3 separate regions of the Homo sapiens genome follow, and regions 2 and 3 are each linked to region 1. Evidence: chromatin loops called from intact Hi-C (ENCODE). Cell type or tissue: dorsolateral prefrontal cortex. All regions are shown on one strand.

Region 1 (8,000 bases):
ACCAAGCATTTCTATTATTTAGCACTTAACGGTTACTGATATTCTTGGAAAAGGATGCCAACATGTATGAGCAAGTTCAGTTGCATGATTATTTATAATAGTATAATATGGGAAACAACCTAAGTATGTATTCATACAGGGCTGGTTGAACAATGTGATTTTGGTGCAGTAGAATAGTATACAGGCATGAAAATGAATACAGTAGATTTGTGTGTACTGATAGGGAAAGATTTCCAATATACATTACTAAGTGGGGAAAATAATATGGTGCATATGGTATAACCTTAATTTGGTTTTGGTTTTAGAAGTATATATTAATTATTAAAATCAACTTTTTTTTCCTGGAAGGATGTCAGAATGATTATCTTTGAGGAGAGTTAGCAGAATTGATAGTGGCAGAGGAAAATTTTTTCATTTTAGATTTTCCTGTGCTGTTTGAACATTTTAAACATATGCATACATTGCTATACAAAATTAAAAACAAGGTAAATACAACATAAATTTAGACAATATAAATATAAACTAAACTTTTTTTTGCCTTCACAAAATCCTTCCTCTTCTACTTGCCTTTTGTAGTGTTCTTTAGCCATTTGTTGGTGGATTTTTTTTTATTGTTTGCTTATAGCATCTGCTCCTTTGCACAGGATTCTAGGAAAAGACCTTGGTTTCATATTGGCTCCTAAAGTAGACAAGTTCCCATGCCCCAAGGGGCATTGGCATCCTTTATTTGTCAAAGGAAGGAAATAACTACATATCTACTATACAGTGATGTTGGGAAAAAGGTCTGTGAATAATTTATATAGACTGTAATGAAAAGTAAGTGACAGTTATTATTCTCCTAGTTATACAAATTGTTTGTCAGTTACTTCATTTAAGTGAAATTAAATTATTTGAGTTAATAGGGTTGAATTTGAAAATTACATTTTGTTTCTGAAGCTTTTATTTTTTTAAATTTATTTTATTTTTTGAGACGGAGTTTCGCTCTTGTTGCCCAGGCTGGAGTGCCATGGCGCTCCACAACCTCCGCCTCCTGAGTTCAAGTGATTCTCCTGCCTCAGCCTCCTGAGTAGCTGGGATTACAGGCTTGCGCCACCACGCCCAGCTAATGTTGTACTTTTAGTTGAGATCGGGTTTCTCCATGTTGGTCAGGCTGGTCTTGAACTCCCAACCTCAGGTGATCCACCTGCCTCAGCCTCCCAAAGTGCTGGGATTACAGGCGTGAGCCACCACACCCAGCCAAGAGCTTTTATTTTTAAATGTCAGTAGTCCTCAACATTTTTGTAGCACCTTTGGACAGCTGATACTTTTGTACATTGTCATGCTGTCCCCAGACTGCCTCATTTGGAATAGGTGAATACCAGTCTATTAGGACAGACCATTAGGAGCAGTGGTATGCAGTGCCTGTCTGTTGCAGGTGTTATCACCTCTACAGTTGTATAGTATTGTTTCGGTAATCATTTCAATATTTGATTGCATTTTGTCTATTTTACATGCGTGAAAACGAGGAAAATGAAAGTGCTGGTTGGGATTACAGCAACTAGTTGTACAGGCTGAACATCCCAAATCCAAAAATTCAAAATCCCAAATGCTTCAAAATCTGAAATGTTTTGAGCACTGACATGATGCTCAAAGGAAATGCTCACTGGGGCATTTTGGATTTTGGATTTTTGGATTAGAGATGCTGAACTGGTAAGTATAATGCAAATATTCCAAAATAAAAAATCAGAAATCCAGAACACTTATGGTCCTGAGCATTTTGGATAAGGGATACTCACCCTGTAGTAATAAGCTTGGGTTTTAAAATCTCAGTACTGCCGGGTGGGGTGGCTTATGCCTGTAATCCCAGCACTCTGGGAGGCCGAGGCAGGCGGATCACCTGAGATATTTGGAGACCAGCCTGGCCAACATGGCGAAACCCCTTCTTTACTAAAAATAGAAAAAAATTAGCCAAGTGTTGTGGCGGGTGCCTGTAATCCCAGCTACTTGGGAGGCTGAGGCAGAAGAATCTCTTGAACCTGGGAGGTGGAGGCTGCAGTGAGCCGAGATTGTGCCACTGCACTCGAGCCTGGGCAACACAGTGAGACTCAGTCTCAAAAAAAAAATACAGTTGATACAAAGATGGAAATTATTTAGTGTGTTAGAAATTAGATGTTCACTGGACTTAAACCAATTTTCTATAGGCTCAGCTGTGAAGGAAAAGAATAAAATTAAAGGAAATTGGGGGACTTCTGGCAATATATAGTTGATTTCCTTTCAGAGGAAATTTCTTTTCACAGGAAATCAACTATATATTAGACTTGTAGGGGGCAGAATTCTTTTTATGCCATGCAAGACTTAGTTTTTGTACTTTTGACTTGGGGACAAGTTTTCTACGATGCATAGCATGGTATTATCTATATTTTATTTCAATTGTATTAATTTTGAGAAAGATTTTTGTCATGAAATTTTAATACAGTGTTGTGATTTTGAACTTACAAGAATTAAATCTATAGTCAGCCTATATTTTATTGCACCCTTTCCTGGGAGCTGATCTGTCCTCAGGGAGAATCCCTGAAATCTACTCCAGGAGAAATCATGTAATCTTTTGGTCGTAATAATTATATTATTGTCTCAGCCTTGCCTAGGGCGCCAACTTGCCATCTGTCATGGGTGGTATTGGAACTGCTTGAATGGGGAGGCATGAGCTTCCTCATTCTTTTCAAGACTATTTCCAGTTTCTGGTTTCCAGGCCTTATGCTGTTCTCTGGGGCTATGCCAAAGTTTGCTCCAACAATAGCAAGAACACAGCAAAAATCACAAAAGGGGCTTCTATTTTTGAGCCCTGCCACCTGCCTGCACTGTGCCGGCTTCTCTGAGCTGCTGTCTCTATTCATGCTCACAATAGCCATAGGAAGAGCATGGTTATTTTATCTAGACCAGGAACCTTGGCTTTGGAAAGGTCAAACCAGTTTTACTTTTTCTCTCCCGTGCCCACCACAGGTTTCCATATGGAACATCCACTTTTTCTAATTGGTTTTATTTCATTAATATTATTCACTTATCTGAATTCCAAAAAAGAATTCTGAATTCTTTTTTTTGTTGTTGTTGTTTTTTCTATAGACGGAGTTTTGCTCTGTTGTCCAGGCTGGAGTGCAGTGGTGCAATCATAGCTCATTGCAGCCTCCAACTTCTGGGCTCAAGCAATCCTCCTGCCCCAGCTCTCGAGTAGCTGGGACTACAGGTGCACACCACCGGGGTCTCGCCATGTTGCCCAGGCTGGTCTTGAACTCCTGGGCTCCTCCTGCCTTGGCCTCCCAAAGTGCTGGGATTACAGACATGAGCCACTGCGCCTGGCCTGGATTCCAGTTCTTATTATTCTTTTTCTCCCTGAGGTGTCCTTTGTGTGTATCTCATGTTACACAGTGGTGTGGCTTTTAGAGAATGAGGAGGTTCCTTGTGTGCAGGGTCCTCCCTGCCTGCCCCAGGGTCAAGTGAAAGGTTGTGGAACCCCCAGAAGGCTGTCAAGGAATCCAGCCACTAGGTGGCAGCCTTGTCAAAAGCACCCACCTTCTCCTCTGCTACAAGTTCTGGTTCTGACAAATGTTTCTGACTTTAGAAACAATGCTTGTATTTATTGATTAATTCAACAAATATCTTTGAGTGGCTACCATGTGCCTGGCACTGTTCTAGGCAAAAGGACTATATGAGTGAGCAGGACAAACATCCCTGCCTTCATAAAGGTACATGAGCAAGACGTGGGAGAGATGAGAAAGCCAGGTGAACAGCTGGAGTGGTGGACATTCCAGGCAGAGATGACGGCTGGCCCGTGTCCCCCACGTCAAGGGAGTGGCAGGAAGACCAGTGGGGCCGCAGCAGAGTGAACAAGCAGTTGGGGAGGAGGATAGAAAGATGGGGGAGCTTGCGAGTCACTGTCAGGACTTTGGATTTTTTACTCTTGACTCCACTGGGGAACTTTTGCAAGGTTTTGCACAGAGCAGTGATATGACCCAACCTCATTTTAAAAGGACTGCTTTGGGCTGCTTGTTGAGAGTGGACAGATGGGGTAAGCAGACCAGCTTGGAGGCTAGGGCTGTGGTCTAGGAAAGAAGTGACCTGGGCTGGGCTGGCAGCCATGGCACCGGGGAACAGCAGCTGCGTCTGGATATATTCTGAAGGGGAGAGCCAGCTGGCTCTCAACTTTCCTGGTTTTTGAATTGTGGAAAAATACACATAATCATTTTTAAGTGTACAGTTCAGCGGCATTAAGTTCATTCACATTGTTGTACAACCATCACCACCTTCCATTTCCAGAACTGTTTCATCTTCTCAAAGTGAAACTCTGTCCCCATTAAACACTCGCTTCCCATTCCCCTTCCCTCAGCTCCCGGCAAGCACCATTCTGTTCTTTGTCTCTGAATCTGACTGCTCTCAGTTCCTCATAGGAGTGGCATCACACAGTGTTTGTCCTTTTGCAACCGGCTTATTTCACTCAGCATAATATCCTCAAGGTACATCCACACTGTAGCATGTGTCAGAATTTCCTTCGTTTTTGAGGCTAAATAATATTTCCTTGTCTGGATATACCGTATCTTCTTTATCCATTCACCTGTTGAAGGACCCTTGGCCTATTTCTACCTTTTGGCTATTGTGAATAATGCTGCTCTGTACACAGGTGTACAGATATCTCCTTGAGACACTGCTTTGACTTTTTGAGGGTATATACCTGGAAGTGGGATTGCTGGATTCTCCTGATGGATTGTAAAGTTGGTGTAGGGTAAGATTTCTGCTCATGTTAGCAGTGGGATGAGTGAGATGAAATCTGATGGGCCTTCCCAAGGGATGAGGAGTGAACGTGGATCTCTTCTGGAGACAGCAGTCGGCTAGAAGGAGGTTCATGTAGCCACATTTAAAACATTTTTAAAACCACGAGACATGGAAGTGCCCATTTAGATGTTTCTTTATATAGCACACGTGGGATCCAAAGACATGTCACTATTTTAAACTGATATCAGTGTTTTCTAAAAGGCAAAATAAATGTGAAGGGCTAGTTTTACTGTGGCCAAACTCTGATGCTTGCAGAATCTCAGACATCTCAGATGGTGATCAGTAAGGGCAAGCAGTCGTGATTGGCTCACTGCCAAGAAACTGTCAGTGTCCTCGCTGATACCTGGACCCCTGCATGCTCCCAGTTACCTGCATCACAACCAGGTAATGCCTGAGGCTCCAACCTGAGACACCTGTCCTCTCTGACATGAGGAGGGAATAACTCTGTCCTCTCTGACATGAGGAGGGGAACTCGTCTAACATGGAAGGTAAGTATTCTTATCCCCATCTGACATGTGAAGAAGCGAAAGCTCCAGGATAGGTAGTGTTCCCAAATTCAAACCCAGGTCCGACTCCAGAGTTCTTTTTTCTGCTACTCTGTTTGTCTCAGGTAGGGAGACTTGTTTTCTTCCCTCATCATCTTTACCTGTTGTAGAATTACTATTACCGGTGACTAGCATTCTTTGCTCACTATGTGCTAACCACTGTTCTCAGTGTGCGATGAATATGGTCTCCTTTAGTCTTTACTACAGCCCTATGAAATAGTATCCTTATTATCATTCCCATTTTATAGATCAGGAGACTGAGGCATAAAGAGATTAAGCAGACTGTCCAAGTCCATGGGATATAAATATTGGTACCAGGACTTGCAGATTAGGAAACAGGGGCTGAAAGAAAACCATGGATGGGTTGGCTTGCTGGGGTGAGAGTGGAGGAAGGGGATGTTGGAAGTTTTGGAGTTGAGAGGCCGGAAGGTGGGTGGGTCAGTTTCTTGGATGCCACAGAAGGAGGAGGGCCATGAGCCAGGGATGTCAGGGAATGGGGAGAATGGGGTGGGGATGTGTAGATGGCAACAGGGAGGGGAAGAGGATGCCAGGTCCTGCTGTGTGAACTGCAGAAATGGAAGGTGTCTGTTTACAGTGGGGAGGGGAACAGACGGGGGGAAGCAACAGTCATAGGTATGAGGTACAGCGAGACCTTCAGTTTGGGAAATGTGAGAAAATGAACAGACTGGCCTTGGGAAGGCAGTGGTGGGATTCATCCAGCTGTGGAAGTGAGGGGACATTCAGAGAGCTCAGCCTATGGGAAATGTTGATTTCACTGTGAGTTCTGAAGGGCCCTGAAGAAGTGTTGGGGACTCAAGGGAGGGGCCTGGGGCAGGTGGGGCTGAATCGCTTTGGAGATGAGAACCTGGAAAATCACAGAATGCCAGGAATGAGTTTGTTCTTGTTTTCATAATTTTAGAGAGGTCATTTATCAATGAGTATATTTTGTGATAAAAAAAATTTCAGATTCGGTATAGATGCTCCTCCACTTACTTCATCGGTTACTTCCAGATAAACTCATCATAAGCTGCAAATATGCTAAGTTGAAAACACATTTAATGCACTTAACCTTCCGAACATCATAGCTGAGCCCAGCCTGCTTTAAACAGGCTCAGAACACTCATATGAGCCTACATTTGGGCAAAATCATCTAACACAGAGCCTATTTTATAATAAAGTGTTGAATATCTTACATAATTTATTGTATTAGATTGGTGCAAAAAAGTAATTGTGATTTTTGCCATTTTAAAAATTGCAGGCCAGGCGCGGTGGCTCATGCCTGTAATCCCAGCACTTTGGGAGGCCGAGGTGGGCGGATCACGAGGTCAGGAGATGGAGACCATCCTGACTAACACGGTAAAACCCCGTCTCTACTAAAAATACAAAAAATCAGCCAGGCATGGTGGTGGGCGCCTGTAGTTCCAGCTACTCGGGAGGCTGAGGCAGGAGAATGGCGTGAACCCGGGAGGCGGAGCTTGCAGTGAGCCGAGATCGCGCCACTGCACTCCAGCCTGGGCGACAGAGCGAGACTCCATCTCAAAAAACAAAAACAAAAACAAAACAAAACAAAAAAATTGCAGTTACTTTTCCATCAACCTAATTTACTGGAAGTGAAAAGCAGAATGGTTGTCTGGGCACTTGAAGTACAGCTTCTACTGAATGCGCGTCATGTTTGCATCACCTTAAGGTCAAAAAGGGTAAGTCACACCATCATAAGTTCGGAACTGTCTGTATTTTCATTTTCTTCTATTTTATTCTACATTTAATTCATTTTCACATTGTGGTAGGAGATCTACCCTCTGAACACATTTTTAAGCATGTAATTCAGGGGCAATGCTGCATAGCAGGTCCCTCAAGCTTACGCATCTGTACCCACTGAACGACTCCCTGTCGCACTGTCTGCAGCCCTTGGCAGCCACCACTCAACTTTCTGTTTCTGTGAGTTTGACTGTTTGAGATTCTGCATCCAAGTGAGATCATACAGTATCCTTTTGGGACTGGCTTATTTCCCTTAGCATAGTATCCTTCAGGTTCATCCACAATGGGACATGTGTCAGAGTTTCCTTCCTTTTAAAGGCTGAATAATATTCGATCGTCTGGATAGCCACACTTTGTTTATCCATCATACATGGATGGACCAGACTGGCTTTCAGCTTCTGGTGGTGTCTGAGGTAAACCCAGTTGTGAGGATGTTATGAACTCTGCACTAGTTAAGGTGCTGAATTCTAAGCTTGAGGACACACATGGTGGTGTCGTGGCCCTGCGTTTCCCGGGAGTACATGATTTAGTCAGGGCTTTGGAGTGGGGCCAAGGGTTTTCTGTGACTTTCTCTGTTGGCACAAGGTGCAGTGCTGGTTTGGGGATGGCAGCTCTCCTGGGTCCTCCCTGGGTGCCTGTGGTATAGACAGTGGGGAGCTCTCCCTGCACCTCCCCGAAGAATACTGACATCTTTGCCAACTCTTTCCATCCAGGTCCTGGCTGTCTCTCCAGTTCTCCATGTCCTCTCTTCCTTTTATTTGGGCTCTTCCCCTGAAGTTTGCTATTTCCTTTCTCCCTCCTTCCCTGCTCTCCTCTCCTCCTTTCCTTTTTGTTGAGTTTATACCTTTGTTTATGCCTTCCCTCCCTTCCTCTCTTCTTCTCTCCCTTCATTCC
Region 2 (8,000 bases), 200 kb after region 1:
GGCATATTTTTGTATTTTTAGTAGAAACAGTTTCACCATGTTGGCCAGGCTGGTCTTGAACTCCTGACCTCAAGTGATAAGCCTGCCTCAACCTCCCAAAGTGCTGGGACTACAGGGGTAAGCCACCGCGCCTGGCCCAAAATTTTGTTTTTTAATTAGCTGGGTACAATGATAGGCACCTGTAATCTCAGCTGCTTGGGAGGCTGAGGTGGGAGCATCACTTGAGCCCAGGAGTTTGAGGCTGCAGTAAGCTGTGTTTGTGCCACTGCACTCTGGCCTGGGCCAAAGAGCAAGACCCTGTCACACACACACACAAAAAAAAGAAATACAGGTGGTGTTTTGGGGAAGGGAAGGTTCTGCTGGGGTCCTGGAACTGTGACTGATGGCCTCAGGAGTCCAGGAATAGGCCTTCTAGCACAGCAGCTAGTAGGGCTCCCCCAAGCCATCCGCTGGCGTGTGGAGGTGCAGGACCTGGGGGAGGCAGTCCCCAACCCAGCTAGGCCAAGGGGTAGGGTTTTTAGGTCTGTTTTTAACAGAGCTCAGAGCACCAGGTGAAGGTGGAAAGTTGGCAGGAAAACAAGGTCAGCATCTTATTTTTTCTATACTCAGCAGAGTGTGCCATTCCCAGTTTCTGTCCTGAGGATTTCAAAGACCACAACAGCCACATTTCTTTCCATCTTCCCTCAGCCAGTAGTCATTTAAAATTCTTCAGTTGTTCTGAAGATCCTTTTTTTAATGTATCATTTTTACATGAAAGACAGCTGCAAAATGCAAGCCCCAGTAGAGTTGGAGAGTTTTTCAAGGTGAGAAGTCGCTGTTCTCTGCATTGAACATGGATTGAATTTTCCTTGTCTGATGGTAACCCATGGCCCCCGCCCTGCGGGGATAACATTCTCAGGAGCTTCTCTTGTCCTAGCCCCTTCTCATTTCAAAAATATTAGTCTTTTATTTTCCTTTTTCATTCAGTTTTTGTTTTACAGCTTTTGTAGAGACCAACCCAAGTAGATGCAGGTGGGTGTTAGATAAAAACACACATCCCCAGGGGACAAGCCATCCAGCGGTGAGGAATCTCTGCCATGTTCTCTTCCCTGCTGCCCACAAACGTTACGGAGACTCCCTTAGCCTCCCCCTCCTCTTCCCCACTGAGGGGCAGCTTGTGGAGATGGAGGACTCGGGCCCATAGATGCAGACCCCCTACCAAATCTAGCAATAGTTCTCACCCTTCCAAAGCTCGAGTGCCATTTTGAGATGACCTACCAATGACATGCAGTAAAGGACATAACCTCACAGCCTTTTTAGAAGCATTTCGAATATCTACAGTTGCCTCAATTCACGGGGCATTTCACTCCTCTGATCCAGGTTAGAATTTTGCTAAATCTGTAGCATCCTGAATAGCACACTAATTTTTTTTTTTAGCACACTAACTTTAACTACATTAGTTGAGTGTAGTTGATACATCTGTGGCCTCGTGTCTATAAAGAGCACACTAGATTGTACCCAGCACTTTTGGATATGACATGCTAATTAGATGTATTTAACTATTCATAGGAAAGTGTATGATAAATGACTGTAATATTTCTAATAAATATATTTTGTTTCTAATTATTTTTTTCTCACTGACATTTATCAATATTTTTTCAAAGTGCCACCCTTAAACTGAGTCTGTTTTCAGACCAGCATCTTCATGCATATATCCTTGTCGGGTCACAGTCTCCACTGCAGCTGCTCTTGCGGGTGGTGCTGGAATTTTCCACAGAGGACTGGGCTCCTGCTGGTTCCTCCGCTGCCCGTGTGCAGCTTTCTTGCTCAGGCCACAGGCTTACGTGAAGATCACCCTTCAAGGCCTACCCAGGACACTGCTGAGCTGTGCAGATGTGCACACGATATGTGCAATGTGTGACTAAATGCCAACTGAGACCCCAGAAACCACTCGCAGGGGGAATTATGCCAAGATTGAGGAGGCAGGGTGAAGATACTTTTTTTCTTTTTCTGGTTTTTTTTTTTTTTTGAGATGGAGTCTAGCCCTGTCGCCAGGCTGGAGTACAGTGGCACGATCTTGACTCACTGCAACCTCCGCCTCCCGGGTTCAAGCGATTCTTTTGTCTCAGCCTCCCGAGTAGCTGGGACTACAGGCACGTGCCACCACGCCCAACTAATTTTTGTATTTTTAGTAGAGAACAAGGGGTCACCATGTTAGCCAGGATGGTCTTGATCTCTTGACCTCATGATCTACCCGCCTCTGCCTCCCAAAGTGCTGGGATTACAGGTGGGAGCCACTGCGCCCGGCCACAGATATTTTGTAAATGATTGCTTCCTTACCCCTTCCTAGTTCATGTTTTCTTAAACATAGTTACATTTCTTCTTTGCTATACTAAAAATCCCTAATTTTAGTTGGTCAGAGAGAGGGATTTGAGACTGAGCTCCCATCTCCTCGGCTGCAGCATCTGATTAAAGCCTTCTTCCTTTGCAATACTCATCTCAGTGGTTGGCTTTCTGTGGGTGAGCAGCGCAGGATCTAGGCTGAAGCCCTGAGGCTTCAGTGACAAAATCTGTTTTTCATAATGCGATCTGTCTTAATTGTCCTCAAGAATTAGTATTTGAGTGCTCTCTAGATTCTTCTTTGTCACCCTTCCTTCCTTCCTTCCTTCCTTTCTTCCTTCTTTTCTTCTCTTTCCTTCGTTCTCTCCTGCCTTCTTTCTTTTTTTGAGACGGAGTCTTGCTCTGTCGCCCAGGCTGGAGTTTGGTGGCACGATATCAGCTCACTGCAACATCCACCTCCCGGGTTCAAGCGATTCTCCTGTCTCAGCCTCTGGAGTAGCTGGGACTACAGGCGCGCACCACCACGCCCAACTAATTTTTGTATTTTTAGTAGAGACAGGGTTTCACCATGTTGGCCAGGCTGGCCTCAAACTCCTGACCTCAAGTGATCTGCCCGCCTCAACCTCCCAAAGTGCTGGGATTACAGGTGTGAGCCACCGCGCCCGGCCGTCACTTTTCTTCAATCTCACTGGTGCTCGCGGGCTGAAGGGTCAGGACGGACTAGAGGCGAGCAATCCCGGTGGCACCAGGCATTCCCCGACCTGCCCGGGTCGCCAGCTGCACGGACCCTGGGCAGATGCGCGCAGCGGCTGCGGCACAGGGCGGGGAGCGGCTGCTCGGCCCCATCCTAAGGCAGCAGAATGCCCAGAGCTGGTCCCTGGCTCCAGGCGCAGGCCGAGTAGCAGCTGGGCGGGCAGCGGCGTCGGGCAGGCCCTTCCAGCCGGGCTGACAGGCCGCTCTGACCCAGCCATCAGACTCCGCTTGCGTCCTGGCAGCGCGGACCCTAGGGCAACTTCGCTGCAGTGGCCAAGCCGGGGGCGGAACTGGCCCATACCCCTGAACCGAGCAAGCCTAGGAGCAGGTGCGCCGGCGGCGCTGTGAAGCGGCACTCATGACAGGCAGGCTGGGCGCCGCCACCCCGAAACCTCCGAGGGAGGACCAGCCAGCCCAGGTTGGCGCTGGAGCTGCAGCGCCACCTGCAGGCCAAGAAGTCTTTTTCTGGGAGGCTGGAGCTGCAGCGCCACCTGCAGGCCAAGGAGTCTTTTTCTGGGAGGCTGGAGCTGCAGCGCGACGTGCAGGCCAAGGAGTCTTTTTCTGGGAGGCTGGAGCTGCAGTTGCAGTGAAGTCACAGGTTCCGTGACGTCACAGGTGGGCAGGCGCACTAGTCTGTAACGGATTGGCTTGGCCTTACCCGCGAGGCTTTGCAGTGGCTGCTTGGCTTGGCAGTGGTCGCTTGGCTTGGCGTGGCAGTGATCGCTTGGCTTGGCATTTCTGGCTTAGCGGTCCTCCTTTCGCAGATTGGAAACCGCGGGCTATCCTGCTGGGAGGTTGTGGCCGAGGCAGTAGCTCGCTACTGATGGTCTCCTGGGGTGGAGAAAAGCGGGGAGGGGCTGAGGGGTCTCCGAAGCCGGCAGTCTACGCCACGAGGAAAACCGGTAGCGTCAGGAGCCAGGAGGACCAGTGGTACTTGGGCTACCCGGGGGACCAGTGGTCCTCGGGCTTCTCCTACAGCTGGTGGAAAAACAGCGTCGGCAGCGAGAGCAAGCACGGTGAGGGCGCCTTAGACCAGCCCCAGCACGATGTCCGCCTGGAAGATCTTGGCGAGCTCCACAGAGCTGCCCGGTCGGGCGACGTCCCTGGGGTGGAGCACGTCTTGGTTCCTGGAGACACTGGCGTGGACAAGAGGGATAGGAAGAAGAGGTAATGGCCAGGCGAAGGATGCGGGCGCGCCGTCCTGTCGGGGACACTGGCTTTCTGGTGCCCGCAGGCCCCACGGCACCCGGGATGGGGAAACGTCAGAGGGGTCAGGGGCCCAGGCCTCTTAGTGAGACGGGATCAAATATAAAGGATTATTACTATTGCAAAAGTGTTGGTCTACTTTACAGGAGTTTTCTTTAAAAATATTGCACTTCCCAACTGTGTTTATCCATTTTCTCAATTTATTCATCAAACATAAGGGCCGGGCGCGGTGGCTCACGCCTGTAATACCAGCACTTTGGGAGGCCGAGGCGGGCGGATCACGAGGTCAGGAGATCGAGACCACGGTGAAACCCCGTCTCTACTAAAAATACAAAAAATTAGCCGGGCGCAGTGGCGGGCGCCTGTAGTCCCAGCTACTCGGGAGGCTGAGGCAGGAGAATGGCGTGAACCCAGAAGGCGGAGCTTGCAGTGAGCGGAGATCGCGCCACAGCACTCCCGCCTGGGCGACAGAACGAGACTCCGTCTCAAAAAAAAAAAAAAAAAAACATAAACTGAATACCTATTATACAGCAGACATATTCTACTGTCGCTCAGGTTCCTTCCATCCTTAAGAACTTCATGTTGGCCGGGCTCGGTGGCTCATGCCTGTAATCCCAGCACTTTGGGAGGCCGAGGAGGGCAGATCACGAGGTCAGAAGTTCGAGACCAGCCTGACCGACATGGTGAAACCCCGCATGTTATGCTTTTGTCTCAGCCTAGACTTAGCTAAAACCTTCATGACAAATTATCCTTTAGGCCCTCGGGGTTCAGTTCAAATAATGTTGCAGAAAGAGATGAGTTTCCTTTTCTCATTGCTACCAGATCTGTATGCTGAGGACCCTTTTCTTAGATCGTGGAATGTCCCATATTATCCTTTCCCAGATTTGTGGCAGGAAGCCATCACCAGAATTCTGAGTCTCAAGCATGTTAGTTGGATTTAACAGAGCTAAGTCTCATCCATGACTCATGAATATCCATGTATAAAATGAGAGCTTTGGCAGGGTGCAGTGGCTCATGCCTGTAATCCCAGCAATTTGGGAGGCTAAGGTGGGCGGATCACGAGGTCAGGTGATTGAGAGCATCCTGGCTAACACGGTGAAACCCCGTCACTACTAAAAAATACAAAAAAAAATAGCCGGGCGTGGTGGTGGGTGCCTGTAGTCCCAGCTACTCAGGAGGCTAAGGCAGGAGAATGGCATGAACCCGGGAGGCGGAGCTTGCAGTGAGCCGAGATCGCGCCACTGCACTCCAGCCTGGGTGACAGAGCGAGACTCAGTCTAAAACAAACAAACAAACAAAACTTGCTTCAGCAGCAAACATATACTAAAATTGGAACAAAATGGAGAGAAATTAGCATGGCCCCTGCCTGCATAAGGATGATGCACAGATTTTTGAAGTGGTCCATATTTTGCGCAGTCACTAGAAGTTCATTTGACTATTTGCTGACTAGTTCCAAAGACAGTGTGAGTCAAAGCAAACTGGGTATCACCTAATATTAAAATTGTGATTTTTCACTACAAAAATATGCAGTAAGGTGATCAATGGAGCTGAGTAACACGTGGGATGTTGTGTGCAAATATATTGTCAGTATGTATCTCAGAAATGAGAGAATGTCAACTTGCATGTCTTTCATGGAACTGAAAAAAAAAAGTAGAATTTTGTTTTCCATGTCAGTTGGAGATGAACATGGGGATTGAGCATCCTTCTAACAAAGATCTGCCGATTCAGAGTTTGAGTCTGTATGGAACAGTAGTCCAAGCTAGGTCTTGACATCTATTAGCTTTCTCCCCTTGGCGTGATTGATGAGCTCAGTAATAGTGGACAGTGTTGCTATCTAGTTTGATGAAATAATATATTTATAAGTAAATTTAGTTACAAACTATGAACTAGCTGTGATGCCCCAAATTATAAGCCACAAAGAATAGAACTAATAAAACTAGAACTTAATAACAGTTTTGGAAAACTGCAACATTTGAATATTAGAACCTCTGGAAAAAATACACATTGGGTTTTATTTGTGATTCCAAAACCATTTCCGCAATAAAGCTCAAGAACAAATTATTTCATTGCTTCACTGTTTCTCTGAGCATTTACAAAACGTTTTCTTGTTAAATCTTTAACAACCTAGTGAAATAAGGCAGTAAAATCCGTGCTTTTTAGAAGAATACATTGAGCCTAAGAGAAGCAACTTGTCAGAGAATAAATAGCTGCTGGTAATAGAGCTAGGATGCTTTCCATTATGCCAAGCTAATGTGAGTTAATTTACTGAACTATACTCCCTTCAATTCATGAGTACTTCATCTTTTTTTCTTCTTCAGAAGCTTAAAGAGAAGTTGGTAGAACTCACAAATTGAAGTATATGGGATAATTAAAGTTCTGATATTAACTCTGATATTGTTTGAAATACTCTAAAAATTTAATATATTTGGTATTTTTCATTTGTTTTAAAATAGTAATTTCATTTATTACATTTTTATCCATAGCATTCAGCAACTAGTTCCTGAATATAAGGAAAAACAGACACCTGAAAGTCTTCCTCAAAATAACAATCCAGGTAAGACTTCTGATAGTGAATTATTTTTGGTGGTCCTACCATAGGTAAAAAAGAAGTAAGAGTCAGGAAGTTTTGATCATGAAAGAGCAGTTTTAAAAAATCTTTATTTCTTTGTTGATAGGTTAGATTTCTTGGTAGGTTAGATGTCACAATTATTTAAAAAGTTAATTATAGGTCATTTATTTTTTCAAACAATCTGGTCTGAAAAAAAATTAATTATAGTCCCTAAAATCCTATGTGATATTTTTGTATAAATAAGAAAAAGATTTTTTTTTTTTTTTGAGACAGAGTCTCGCTGTTGCCCAGGCTGGAGTGCAGTGGCACGATCTCGGCTCACTGCAGGCTCCACCCCCTGGGGTTCATGCCATTCTCTTGCCTCAGCCTGCAGAGTAGCTGGGACTACAGGCGCCCGCCACCCCGCCTGGCTAATTTTTTGTATTTTTAGTAGAGACGGGGTTTCACCATGTTAGCCAGGATGGTCTCGATCTCCTGACCTCGTGATCCATCTGCCTCGACCTCCCAAAGTGCTGGGATTACAGGCGTGAGCCACCGCGCCCGGCCAAGAAAAAGATATTTTTGAGTTAGTAAGTTGTATGTTTTCTTTATAGTCACATTATAATGAATTAGACTTATTATGAAATTGGAACTTCTATTTAATTTTTAAAATAAATGACTTATGTTTAGTAAATGAATATCAATCACAATTGACCCTTAACAATGTGGAATTTAGGGATGCTTGATTCCCTCTGCAGTCAAACATCTGTGTATAACTTTTGACTCCCCCAAGAACGTAACTACTAATAGCTAACTGTTGACCAGCAGCCTTATTGATAACATAAATAGTCAATTAAGATATGTTTGGTATGGTATATGTATTAATATGCTGTATTCTTACAATAAAGGAAGCTAGGAAAATAAACTGTTAAGAAAATCATAAGGCAGAAAAAATACGCTTACTGTTCATTAAATGCAAGTGGATCATTATATAACTCTTCATCATAGTCTTCAAGTTGAGCAGGCTAAGGAGAAGGAGGAAGAGGAAGATTGGTCTTCGCTGTCTCAGGTGGTAGAAGTGGGAGAAAATCTGCTCATAAGTAGACCCCTGCAGTTCAAATCCGTGTTGTTCAAAGGCTAACTATATTACATAGTGATTTGTGTCACTAAAAGA
Region 3 (8,000 bases), 67 kb after region 1:
AAAAGGCTGTGCAGGCCCCTCTTGTTTGCGGGGGCACTTGTGCTTGGAGCCGTGAGCCGTTCTGTAATAAGTCCAACCACTGTGAGGCTACCATGCTGGGGAGACTACCACATGGTGCTCCAGCCCACAGTCCGTGGAGCTGTCATCTCAGCCAGGGTTTCGGATGGCAGGAGCCACCTCCTAGTGTCTATGTAAGAATGGCCTAGCCAAGCTCTTCCCAAATTCCTGACCGGCAAAATGATCAGAAAATAAAACGGTTGTGTTAAGTGATGAGGTTATGGGGAAATTTGCTCTGAAACAGTGGTGGCAGGAATGTAAGGGTTAGTAAACAGCAGCGACTCTGTGATGAAGGAATTCATTCATTCATGTTGGAAAGACCTTTGCAGAGCCAACCTCCACTACTCCTTGCACCCAGATTGATGGTCCCATGAACCAGAAGCATTTGTCTAGTGATAATCACAGGAGTCTTCAAGTGTGGTGTCCTGTTTTGTATTTTTATTTATTTATTTTTTTTGAGGCAGAGTCTCTCTGTGTTGCCCAGGCTGGAGTGCAATGGCACGATCTTGGCTCACTGCAACCTCTGCCTCCCAGGTTCAAGCTATTCTTCTGCCTCAGCCTCCTGAGTAGCTAGGACTACAGGCGTGTGCCACCACACCCAGCTAATTTTGGTATTTTTAGTAGAGGCGGGGTTTCACCATGTTGGTCAGGCTGGTCTCGAACTCCTGACCTCAGGTGATCCACCCTCCTCGGCCTCCCAAAGTGCTGGGATTGCAGGCATGAGCCACTGCACCCAGCTTGTGTTTTGTATTTTTTATTTCACGTTGCATTTTAACTACAGACACATCTTGGTGATGTTGTGAATTCAGTTTCAGACCACCACAATAAAATGAATTACATGAGGTTTTTGGTTTCCTGGTGCATACAAAAATTATGTTTACACTATATTGTAGTCTGTTAAGTGTGCAATAGCATTACATCTTAAAAAAAGCAATGTACATGCCTTAATTTAAAAAATATTGCTAAAAAATGCTAACGAAGTAAGCCCATTCTGTTGGAGAAATGACACTGATAGACTTGCTCGATGCAGGGTTGCCACAAGCCTTCAATTTGTAAGAAATGTATTATCTGCAAAGCACAAAAAAGCAAAGCTCAATAAAGCAAGTGCTTGTATTGTGTCTCATGTATACTAAAAGTATGCCAAATGGTTTACGTGATTTTTGTATGTATGTATCTGCTTATGAGACAGGGTCTCACTCCCATCGCTCAGGCTGAAGTGCAGTGGTACAATCACAGCTTACTGCAGCCTTGACTTCCCAGGCTCAGGTGATCCTCCCACCTCAGCCTCTCCTGAGTAGCTAGAGCTGCAGGCAGACACCACCACACCTGGGTTTTTTTTGTATTTTCAGTAGAGATGGGTGTCTCACTATGTTGCCCAGGCTGGTTTCAAACTCCTGGGCTCAAGCAGTGCTCCTGCCTTGGCTTCCCAAAGTGCTGGGATTATAGATCATAGGTGTGAGCCACTGAGCCTGGCCAATTTTTGTTTTTAATTGTTGCCTGATGTCCCCTGCTGGGTCCTGAAGTCTTTTGGGTTGGTTTGTTTTCAACTGGCACACTACACCAGTTCTATGTGCTGTATTAATTATACAGGTTTGAGTATCCCTTATCTGAAATGCTTGGGACCAGATGTGTTTTGAACTTTGGATTTTTTTTTTGTATTTTGGAATACTTGCATTATACTTAGCAATTGAGCATCCCTAATCTGGAAATCTGAAATACTCCAATGAGTGTTTCCTTTTATGGTCATGTCAGCACTCAGAATGTTTAGGGTTTTGTATTTTTTTCTGAATTAGGGATGCTCAACCCGTACCAGTATACTACACCAGGGAACTGACTCGGCATTGGTCAGACCACATTTTGAACACTTTTTGGTTGACTTCCCAGCATTTAACCCCGTCTTCTCCCAGGAATTCTCTTTAGCTAATTCCCACTTTAAAGTGAGTCAGCATATCACCCTGGTCTCAGTGAGTCAAGGATGGCAGAGACTCAATCAGAATGAGTGTTGAGTAGATGTTTTTTGGGGTGCCTGGGAGAGAGTCCCCGCTCTTTGCTGGATTTGATGGTGTGCAGATGTGAGCCCTGGAGCTGCCAGTACCATCACATAGCCATGAGGGCAGGCAGCTTATTGATGAAGGTGACCTGTGGAGGAAGGGAGGAGCAGAAGATGGAGAGAAATTGACCCTGAGAGAACATCTTTCAGTTGAGCCAGACCTGAAGTTGGACTTGATCCTAGACTTTCAGTTATGGGAGTCAAAACCTCTTTTTATTGTTGTAAGCTTGAGTTGGGTTTTCTCTTGCAACCAAGAGATTTTTAACTCACAGAAACCCACATCTGCAGTGTTTCTGAGATTCTGGGTAATATTTCAGAGGGACCTTGGTAAATCAGAAGCTCTCTAGGCAGTTTATCCAATGAATGGACCCCGGGACCTATGAGGCCTGGTGGGAAGAATTAGGAATGTTTTGAGTGAAGATTTAGAAGACCAATGGGGAAACAAAGCTGCCTGCAGACATTCAGATGTCACGTGGAAGAGGCAATAAATTTGTTCTTTGTGGTTCCAGAGTGTTTCAGAACTGGAATCGGTGTGTGCCATGTTAATGAAGATATAGAATTCAGCCTCATATAAGGAAGGATTGTCCAACTATTTGAGCTGCTCAACAGTGGAAGGGGCTGTCTAGTGGTGGGTTTCCTTTTACTGAAAATATTCAATGGTAACTGGAACATGAGACTTTAGTAGATGGCAACAGAAGTTGGATGCTATTGATGCCACTTTGAATGAAAAATTAGGTTATATGATTTCTGTTTCTTCCAGTTCTGAAATAACGTGATTTTGTATTTCCTTAGGTATCAAAAGACATCCTTTTTTTTTTTTCTTTTTTTGGGACAGAGTCTCACTTTGTCACCCAGGCTGGAGTGCAGTGGTGTGATCTCGGCTCACTGCAGCCTCTGCCTCCTGGATTCAAGTGATTCTCCTGTCTAAGCCTCCGGAGTGGCTGGGATACAGGTGCGCACCACCACGCCTGGCTAATTTTTGTATTTTTAGTAGAGACGGGGTTTCACCATGTTGGCTAGGCTGATCTCGAATTCCTGACCTCAGGTGATATTCCTGACCTCAGGTGATCTGCCTGCCTTGGCCTCCCAAAGTGCTGAGATTACAGGCGTGAGCCACCGTGCCCGGCTTGTATTAGAAGATATACTTATGATGTGACCGTTGGGCAAATTATGAAGTCTCTCAGACTTTGTTTCTTTATCTGTAAAATAACAATAATAATACTTTTATGAACTGAGTTTTGTGTGCCTCAAGTTAATGTATGTGAAAGTGCTTACAAAACCAAAGTGCTACACAAAGGTAAAGTGCTGTTATCCTTCCTACATAGTAAACTCCGATTCAAAGGATACGGACGATTCCTTAAATTTCTTTGTGTGTTTTGACCCATGGGTGCTTTGAAAAAACAACTCCCACCCCCAAAGTGATATTAATAGAAATAAACAGGATTTTGCGTGCCCAGTCCATCTAATTATCTAATTTCTCCAGTTACAAATTCAGGTGAATTTATTATGTTTTCCTGGTAGAACTTGGAAGTTTCTCAGTGATCTCTGTGAGGTATAACTGAGGTACACCTGAGCCATAACTGTAGGAAGTCAGGGCCTGATTATGATCTAGACTAGACTAGGTGGTTCTCACTTGCATCGAGCCTCCGTAACCTGGAGGTTAGCTTTTCCCATCTGTCCTGAAAGTAAGGCTGCACGTGAATATGGCAGATCTTTTAGTTCACTAAAGCCTGCACCCTCAGCTCCTCCTTATTCTCAGTGTTTGGTGCCTGGAGACTGTGGGCTTTATTTTCCCACAGTGCTGCTGGGAGATTTCTGTTCAGAGGTGCCAAGCTCTCTAGTTAGGCAATGAGGATTTCATTTGGCCTACACAATGGGCAAGGAAGCTAAGGCGCAGTATGCAGAGAGAATTCTGGGACGAAGCGCTCCTCCAGCCACTTCAGTTTCAATGGAAATTTGATGTCCCTGCCTGCTTTGCACTTTTCAAATGGCCTGTCAGGAGTTGCCCTCCCAGAGCTGCTTGGCATTCTGGCTTCTCCTGGAGATGACTAATGGCAGCTGGTTGTGTGGGCCGCCTGCTAGAAGCTAGTCAGACCATACCATTATCTCTCCTCAGAAACACTGAGGCTTTGTCTGCTGCCCTATCTCCCCTGCATCCTGACACAGAGCGGTCACTGTGTCCTCTCCAGGCCTGAGCCCCTTCTTAGTGTTAGGGGGCTTTTGTTCAGAAGCTTTATTGTCCCCCTCTTTCTGGAGTGCTGTTCATAGTGGCCGTGGTACAGCATGAGTATTTGGGAAACAGGAGGAGTAGATTTACAAGCATTTTGAATTCTAATCCAATTTGCTGAGCAAGTGGAGTGTGAGGAAAATTAATTTTGCATTCTTCCCAAAAAAAGTAAAATGGAGATGAGATAGAAAATGTTTATCCCTTTACAAAAATCATCTTTACACATTGACACTGCTGTTTGCTTTTAACAAAGGAAGTAAAATGGGTGAGTAATTTGGTTCATTTGCATGAGTGTAGGACTCTTTTGTGTTTTTTTCCCTCCATTTGATTTGCAAAGACAATTTCTATTGACTTTTAGTACAAGTTAGGTATGAATCTCTAGAAAGCACACCACTGAGACGACCCAAAAGACAGTCCAGCTGTGGAAAAAACTACTTTTCTGTCATAGTCAAGGTGGGGCCCCAAGATTTGATAACAGACTTAGTTCCTTATGGCTGTGCATCTGCTTGCTGAATTGCCTCAAACTTCTGTTATCTCATTTGTTCTAAGTCCAAAGGATCAGTGCTGCCTATAAAGCTGACGGATTGCTAATTGCCTGTTTCCACACTGTACTCATAAACATTCATATTTCTTTTTCCTAATTTTCATTATCAAAGTAGTATATACAGGGGTTAAAATAATGAACCAGGACAAGGAGCTTATTATGAAAAGCAAGACTGCTGCTGCCCTGCTGCCCTACCCCTTCCCATTTCTTGTCCCTCTTCTCAAAGGTAAACACTTTATTATGCTTTTACTGCCTTCTAAAAAAATAAACACTCTTTTTTAAAGAGCAGTTTTAGGCACAGCAAAATTGAGTGAAAAGTACAAGTTTTCCTATAGTGTACTCCTGTTCCCAAACACACTCAGCCTCCTCATTATCAACATCTTCCAATCAGTGAACCCACACCGATGTAACATTGCTCAGAGTCCGTGGTTTACATTGAGGTTCACTCTTGGCATTGTGCATTCTGTAGGTTTGGATAAATGTATAATGCCATGTATCCAAGTTTTTTGTAGAGACAGGGCCTTGCTGTCTTGCCCAGGCTGGTCTGGAACTCCTGGCCTCAAGCAATTCTCCCACCTTGCCTCCCTCCCTTGGGGGTGGGGGATGAATGGGCAGGCACAGTAGCTCACCTGTGCCTGGCTCTACTTATTCATTCCTCCCTCCCCCCAACCCCTGGCAACCATTGATCTTTTTGCTTTAGCAAGCAAAAGGACCATAGTTTTACAAAACTACGGTCTCTGTAGTTTTGTCTTTTGCAGAATGTCATAGTTGGAATCATACTGTGTGTAGCTTTTTCAGACTGCTTCTTTAACTTAGTAAATGCTTCAGTTAAGGTTCCTCCATGTCTTTTCATGGCTTAATAGTTATTTCATTTTAAGGGGTGGATGATACTAATAGTCCATTATCTGGGTGTACCACAGTTGGTTGCTTCCAAGTTTTGGCAGTTATGAGTAAAGCTGCTGTAAAGATCCATGTGCAGGTTTTTGTGTGGACATATGTTTTTGACTCATTTGGCTAAATACCAAGGAGTGCTATTGCTGGATCATAGAGAACAAGTATGTTTACTTTTCTAGGAAACCACCAAACTGTCTTCCAACGTGGCTGAATTATTTTGCGTTCCTACCAGCAATGAGTCCCGGTTGCTCCACATCCTCACCAGTATTTGGTGTTCTTATTGTTTTGGATTGTAGCCATTCTAATAGTTGTGTAGTGATATCTCACTTTTGTGTTAATTTGAAATTGCCTACGGATGTATGATGTGGAGCAGCTTTTTTTTTTTTTTTTTTTAATTATACTTTAAGTTCTGGGGTACATGTGCAGAATGTGCAGGTTTGTTACATAGGTATGCACATACCATGATGGTTTGTTGCACCCATCATCAACCTGTCATCTACATTAGGTATTTCTCCTAATGCTATCCCTTCCCTAGCCCCCCCACCCACTGACAAGCCCTGGTGTGTGATGTTCCCCTCCCTGTGTCCATGTGTTCTCATTGTTCAGCTCCTACTTATGAGAAAGAACATGCGATGTTTGGTTTTCTGTATATACCCCTTAATGGGATTGCTGGGTCAAATGGTATTTCTAGTTCTAGATCCATGAGGAATTGCCACACTGTCTGATGTAGAGCAGCTTTTCATAGCTCATTTTCCATCTGTATTTCTTCTTCGGTGAGTTGTCTATTCAGGTGTTTTTCCATTTTTAGTCAGGTGTTTCGTTTTCCATTTTTTTCTTTATTGAGACAGTGTCTCACTCTGTTGTGCAGGCTGGAGTGCAGTGGTGCAATTATGACTTACTGCAGCCTTCACCTCCTGGGCTCAAGTGATCCTTCTTCTTCAGTCTCCTGAGTAGCTGGGACTACAAGTGTAAGCCACCATGCCCAGCTAATTTTTGATTTTTTTGATGAGACGAGTCTCACTATGCAGGGAGACCCCTTGAGACAGGGGTCTCAAGGCTGCCCAGACTGGTCTTGAACCCCTGGACACAGGTGATCCTCCCGCCCTGGCCTCCCAAAGTGTGCTGTGCTGGGATTACAGGTGTGAGCCATTACACCGAGCCCTCATTATCTTACTGTTGAGTTTTGAGCATTCTTTGTATATTTTGGATAACAGTCCTTTATCGGATATGTCTTTTGCACATATTTTCTCCCAGCCTGTGGCTTGTGTTCTCATTCTTTTGATGTTGCTATTTTTTTCCCCAATTTTGTTGATTCCTCTTATGATAGATGAGGATTTAACACATGGCCCTGCAACCCTCTCCTAGTGTCATAATATCACTGTTTTTAGTTTCTTTCTTGGTTATTGCTTTTAGTAATGTATTTCATCTTTATTTCTTGTCTTGTCAACTGTATATAGTATCTTTGACACCCTGTTTGTAAGGTGAGGGTGGATATTATTGCTGCCATCCTTTTTGCCCACTCTCTCTGCTTTCTCTTCTACCTCCCAGTTTCTTTCATCTGTACTTTACCTTTTTCACTAGCAAGGATGACAGTATTCATATGTTCTAGAAAATAGTCTTGCATGTTCTGTGTGTAGTATGGATATTATTGTGACTACATATATATTGTGCCCTGCAGAGTGAAGTTATGTGCTGTGATTTTGTTATCTGTCTTATACAGCTTATTTTTATGAAGTTTCTTGTTTTGTGACTATTTTTGTTACAGGAAAGGGGGCCCGATCCAGACCTTAAGAGAGGATTCTTGGATCTCGCACAAGAATGAATTCAGGGCAAGTCCACAGTGCAAAGTGAAAGCAAGTTTAGTAAGAAAGTAAAGGAATAAAAGAATGGCTACTCCATAGAGCAGCCCTGAGGGCTGCTGGTTGCCCATTTTTATGGTTATTTTTTAATGATATGCTAAACAAGGGGTGGATTATTCATGCCTCCCCTTTTTAGACCATATAGGGTAATTTCCTGAAGTTGCTATGACATTTGTAAACTGTCATGGCGCTGGCAGGAGTGTAGTAGTGAGGACGACCAGAGGTCACTCTTGTGGCCATCTTGGTTTTGGTAGGATTTAGCCAGCTTCTTTACTGCAGCCTGTTATATCAGCAAGGTCTTTATGACCTGTATCTTGTGCCAACCTGTTATCTCATCCTGTGACTTAGAATGCCTTAACTGGGAATACA

Evidence for each region. A loop is a pair of places that touch in the nucleus more often than their neighbours do. Peaks named below come from ENCODE experiments on the same cell type or tissue, not always from the same donor. Only the 100,000 strongest peaks of a DNase experiment are listed, where the experiment ranks them.
Region 2: a loop joins it to region 1, with 1.0 times the contacts of the local background. A loop is called at or near these places in 72 of 110 quality-filtered maps.
Region 3: it touches region 1 in a loop (7-fold over the local background); 6 of 110 quality-filtered maps call a loop at or near these places.

The regions. Positions count from the first base shown.
Region 1 is chr17:20,118,294-20,126,293 of GRCh38, forward strand. All of the region lies in intron 3 of SPECC1 (sperm antigen with calponin homology and coiled-coil domains 1), which reads left to right. Among named protein-coding and RNA genes, the nearest start is that of SPECC1, 110 kb to the left of the region's middle. RefSeq lists a silencer at 4,651-4,876. In dorsolateral prefrontal cortex, CTCF peaks have their summits at 3,519 (motif pointing right) and 3,720; DNase peaks (open chromatin) are centred at 2,758, 3,518, 4,101, 7,650 and 2 weaker places; H3K4me3 peaks cover 1,622 bases; H3K27ac peaks cover 5,588 bases.
Region 2 is chr17:20,317,422-20,325,421 of GRCh38, forward strand. SPECC1 (sperm antigen with calponin homology and coiled-coil domains 1) reads left to right here. Exons shown (of 15, transcript NM_001243439.2): 15 at 1-1,605. It also overlaps the pseudogene CCDC144CP and the pseudogene RNU6-467P. Among named protein-coding and RNA genes, the nearest start is that of FAM106B, 96 kb to the right of the region's middle. In dorsolateral prefrontal cortex, CTCF peaks have their summits at 3,528 (motif pointing left) and 3,750; a DNase peak (open chromatin) is centred at 3,590; H3K4me3 peaks cover 591 bases; H3K27ac peaks cover 1,653 bases.
Region 3 is chr17:20,185,342-20,193,341 of GRCh38, forward strand. The region is part of intron 3 of SPECC1 (sperm antigen with calponin homology and coiled-coil domains 1); the gene reads left to right. Among named protein-coding and RNA genes, the nearest start is that of SPECC1, 180 kb to the left of the region's middle. RefSeq lists a silencer at 3,955-4,249. In dorsolateral prefrontal cortex, no CTCF peak of the experiment used is centred here; a DNase peak (open chromatin) is centred at 4,170; H3K4me3 peaks cover 1,643 bases; H3K27ac peaks cover 8,000 bases.